2 separate regions of the Homo sapiens genome follow, and region 2 is linked to region 1. The links are chromatin loops, found by intact Hi-C in ENCODE. Cell type or tissue: psoas muscle. All regions are shown on one strand.

What was found. A loop is a pair of places that touch in the nucleus more often than their neighbours do. Peaks named below come from ENCODE experiments on the same cell type or tissue, not always from the same donor. Only the 100,000 strongest peaks of a DNase experiment are listed, where the experiment ranks them.
Region 2: a loop joins it to region 1, with 12 times the contacts of the local background. A loop is called at or near these places in 78 of 110 quality-filtered maps.

Annotation. Positions count from the first base shown.
Region 1 is chr12:113,424,430-113,426,929 of GRCh38, forward strand. The region is part of intron 1 of SDSL (serine dehydratase like); the gene reads left to right. Among named protein-coding and RNA genes, the nearest start is that of SDSL, 3.3 kb to the left of the region's middle. In psoas muscle, a CTCF peak has its summit at 1,093 (motif pointing left); a DNase peak (open chromatin) is centred at 1,082.
Region 2 is chr12:113,311,654-113,314,153 of GRCh38, forward strand. The region is part of intron 11 of SLC8B1 (solute carrier family 8 member B1); the gene reads right to left. Among named protein-coding and RNA genes, the nearest start is that of MIR6762, 21 kb to the left of the region's middle. In psoas muscle, a CTCF peak has its summit at 1,023 (motif pointing right); a DNase peak (open chromatin) is centred at 1,008; H3K27ac peaks cover 268 bases.

The DNA.
Region 1 (2,500 bases):
CCTCTTAGAAGTTTTCAACATTTCTGATTATTTTGTTTGTCTATGCAGTTATTTGTTAAGTGCCCATCTCATCAGGCTATAATTCAGCTCCAAGGTTGATGTCTATCTTGTCCACAGTGGTATCCCCTGTTGCTAGGTCAGGGCCTGCATCTTGTAGGTGCCCTGTAAACATGCTAAAGTAAGGGTAAGCAGGTCACCATGCTCAAAGCATGACACAAGGTATCAGTGAGATAACGTCTCCAGAGGACTCAGCTGATGACTGGCACATAATAGGGACTCAACAAATGACAGATGTTATTCTCTCTCTCTCTCTTTTTTTTTTTTTAAAGACAGTCTCACTCTGTTGCCCAGGCTGGAGAACAGTGGTGAGATCTTGGCTCACTGCAATCTCCACCTCCCAGGTTCAAGCAATTCTCCCACCTCAGCCTCCCAAGTAGCTGGGACTACAGGTGTGCACCACCACACCCGGCTAATTTTTGTATTTTTAGTAGAGACGGGGTTTCACCATGTTGGCCACGCTGGTCTTGAACTCCTGACCTCAAGGGATCCACCCGCCTCAGCCTCCCAAAGTGCTGGGATTATAGGCATGAGCCACTGCACCTGGCCAATGTTATTCTTATTAACTTACACCACAACCTGTGAGTTGGGGACTGTTTTTATCCCCATTTTAGAGAAGGGGAAACAGGCACAGAGAGGTTGTGACACTTGTTTGGGTCACACAGCCAGGAAGTCGGAGCTGGTTTCTAACTTTTGCTTCTGGTCGACCCCAAAGCCTGTGCTCTTGGGGTCCAGGGTTGAGCTGAGGCCTAGGCTGGGGTATGCGGCATTTGGGGATCAGTGATGACCCATGGGCTTCTTTCCCCTGATGCCCGAAGCTGAGAGGTGCCCTGGGTGGGACTGGGAAGAGGTGGCTCAGGCTGTGCCCTGCCCGAGGGGGCCCTGAGGATTCTCAAGGCTATTCTGACAAGGGCGTGGGGTCAAACTCAGGGCCAAGAGACCCTGATCTCTCTGATCTTGGAACCCCAGCCATGACTTAAGGGTGGACAAGAAGGTTAGGTTTGTGAGTGGGCAGGGGAAGTTGCAGCGCCCCCCCTAGCGGCCAATAATGGAATGGTGGGGACCGGCCCAGTGCTTTTCTGCCTGGGACAAGAGGAGCTGGCTGTATTTTTTCCTTTTTTTTTCTCTACTATTTTTCCTCCCTCTCATTTCCTCCATCTCTTCTTTTCGTCCTTACCCACTGGTCCATTCACACACAGCTCCTCGGCTTCAAACCTCTCAAAGGGCTGAGCGCGGTGGCTCACGGATGTAGTCCCAGCACTTCGGGAGGCCGAGGTGGGCAGATCACTTGAGCTCAGGAGTTTGAGACCAGCCAACATGGTGAAACCCCGTCTCTACAAAAAATACAAAAAATTAATCAGGCGTGGTGACGTGTGCCTGTGGTCCCAGTTACTCGGGAGGCTGAGGCAGGAGAATCGCTTGAACCCGGGAGGCAGAGGGTGCAGTGAGCAGAGATTGCACCACTGCACTCCAGCCTGGGCAAGAGCGAGACTCCCTTTCAAAACACCACGACCACCACCAACACCACCACCACCTCCACCACCACCTCCCAATGGCTTTCCATTGCAGGTAGAATTTGAATAACAACCAAACTCCTCTCCGTGGGCGGGAACCCCCTGCTGGCACCCTTGTCCACATCTCCGCCCTCACCCCCTACCCTCACCTCCTGCCCCAAACCCCTTCTGTCTGCATCCGCGGCACCCCAAAGTGCATTTCTCCCTCGAGGTGGTCCTGGCTGCTGTTCTCTGTAGGAACTTTTCCTCTTGGCTCTCTTCCTGTCATCCATTTCAAAGTTCCCCTTTCAAGAACGTACAGATGGAGGCAGAGTTAAAAGACCCCTCAGCCAATCAAAATGCACGGATCTGATTTGCATCCTGATTCAAACCGTGAAAAACCCCAAACCACAACCAACCACAGAATCAGCCACTGATCATATTTAATGGGATGATTTGAAATGTGAACAATTAACAGATATTTGATGATATGAAAAAATTATATTTTTAGATGTGATCATAGTATTGTGATTACATTTTTAAAAAAATTAGCCTCAGTGAGGTATAATTTACATAAAATAAAATTAGCCCACTTTAAGTATAGAATTCAATGTGTTTGAACAAATGTATGTACAGTCATGAAACCATATGGTTACATATAAAAAAGGAGTTCTTAGGCCAGATGCAGTGACTCGCGCCTGTAATCCCAGCAGTTTGGGAGGCTGGGGCAGGAGGATCCCTTGAGCCTAGGAGTTTGAGACCAGCCTGGGCAACATAGTGAGACCCTATCTCTACAAAAAAGTACAAAAATTAGCCAGACGTGGTGATGTGTGCCTGTAGTCCCAGCTACTCAGGAGGCTGAGGTGGGAGGACTGCTTGAGCCTGAGAGGTCGAGGCTGCAGAGAGCTGTGATTACAGTACTGCACTCCAGCCTGGGTGACAGAGTGAGA
Region 2 (2,500 bases), 110 kb before region 1:
CAAAATTGTGTACACAATATGTTATGAGTGATTGTCAAGGGGGATTTTTTTTTTTTTTTTTTTTTTTTTAGACAGGGTCTCGATGTATCAACCAGGCTGGAGTGCACTGACACAATCACAGCTCACTGCAGCCTCAAACTCCTGGGCTCAAGCCATCCTCCCACCTCAGCTTCCTGAGTAGTTGGGACTGTAGGTGTGTGCCACTGTGCCCAGCTCCTGAGATAATTTTGCCAGCATGGGGTTTTTACCTACAGTGCCAGCTTTGGATCCAGACACCTGGGCTGGAAGTCCTTTCCATGTATTTGCCACTCCTGTGCTAGAGAAATTTTAGGAGGTGGCTGGGGCGTGAAGACACTGAGGATCTGAGCTGAGTGTTAAGCAGAGAGGGGTGCAAGGGCTCTGTGGGAAGAGGGGAGTTGGGTAAGATGGAATCAAGCAGATCAGGAATAGCACAGAAAAGGCTGTAGGAGGCAGTTGGCTCAGAGTCTCAGAGGCCTTGGCTGGGTGCGGTGGCTCACACCTATAATCCCAGCACTTTGGGAGGCTGAGGCAGGAGGATCGCCTGAGGTCAGGAGTTCAAGACCAGCCTGGCCAACATGGTGAAACCTCATCAGTACTAAAAATACAAAAATTAGCCAGGTGTGGTGGCACGCACCTGTAATCCCAGCTACTTGGGAGACTGAGGCAGGAGAATCATTTGAACCTGGGAGGCAGCGAGTACAGTGGGCCAAGATCACACCACTGAGCAATGACAGCCATGGACTTTTCCCAAGAAGTACTGGGGAGCCATGGAGGTCTTTGAGTGGGGGAGTGACCACAACATATGAAAAGCAGCACTTTATAAAGATGGCTCTTGGGGGACGCCTAGAGATGGGGGAGGCTGGAGGCTGCTGCTCGGGAGGCTCACCTTGAGTCACAGCACCCCTTCAGGCTGGGAGCCAGTCCAGGGGTTTTCTCTAGACAGTGCTCAGCCCAGACGGGGGTCAAGAGTGCTTTAGCCAGAACCAGTCTTTCCCCAGGGTGGACCTGCTACCACTAGGTGGTGTTAACGCCATGTGGTGAAGATACTACATGCTGCAGAACCGTGACTCAGGAAAGGGATTCCTTCTTCAGTTCTATCATTGTATCAAGGAGAAAGTTTCCATTTGGTGCTAATAGGACTTGAACATCTCAAATACCTGCTCTTCTCCCTAGTACAGGCTTCCAGCTCATGGGCTTGACTTAGGAGGACCGAGTAAGGTGGTTTACTTTTTTTTTTCTTTTCTATTTTGAGACAGAGTCTCACTCTGTCGCCCAGGCTGGAGTGCAGGGGTGCAATCTCGGCTCACTGCAGCCTCTGCCTCCTGGGTTCAAGTGATTCTCCTGTCTTACCCTCCCAAGTACCTGGGATTACAGACACCCATCACCATACCTGGCTAGTTTTTGTATTTTTAATAGAGACGAGGTTTCATTGTGTTGGCCAGGCTGATCTCGAACTCCTGACCTCAAGTGATCCTACTGCCTCAGCGTCCCAAAGTGCTGGGATTACAGGCGTGAGCCACCATCGCTGGTCGGTGGTTTACTTTTATTGTGTTTATTTTTGCAGTTACCTTAAATTTATTGGAAATGATGCAATTCTACTACAGTTTCCTATTGATGCAGGTGACACGGTTTCCTTTTCAACAAATTTGCCTTAAAAAAAAAAAAAAAGTCTGAAGCTGGGTACAGTAGTGCATGCCTGTAGTCCCAGCTACTCAATGGAGCCCAGAAGTTCAGGACCAGCCTGGACAATACAACGAGCTGATTTAAGAAAAATATCAAATGTGGCCAGGCGCAGTGGCTCATGCTTATAATCTCAGCACTCTGGGGGAGCCGAGGTGGGTGGATCACCTGAGGTCAAGAGTTTGAGACCAGCCTGGCCGACATAGTGAAACCCCGCCTCTACTAAAAATATAAAAATTGGCCGGGCATGGTGGCGGGTGCCTGTAGTCCCAACTACTCAGAAGGCTGAGGCAGGAGAATTGCTTACCCTAGAGGTGGAGGTTGCAGTGAGCCGAGATCGTGCCACTGCACTCCAGCGTGGGTGACAGAGTGAGAGTCTGTCTCAAGAAAAACAAAGAAAAATATCAAATGTAATAGTATAGAGTAAGAGCAAAATTGAGAAGATGGTCTGTGAATGACTGATGTGTGGGAATCACTCTTTTAAGAAGCCACAACAAATACAAAAATTAGCCAAGCATGGTGGCAGGTGCCTGTAATCCCAGCTACTCGGGAGGCTGAGGCAGGAGAATCACTTGAGCCCTGGAGGCAGAGGTTGCAGTGAGCTGAGATCATGCCACTGTACTCGGGTCTGGGTGACAGTCAGACTACGTCTCAAAATAAAATAAAATAAAAATAAATAAATAAATAAATAAAGATGCCACAACGCTTGTGAAAGCAAGTCCCTGGATTTGCCCTGGCCTGAAAGGCAAGGCTTCCCCGCTCCGTAGAGAATGGATGGAGAATGGAGGGCTGTGATGAA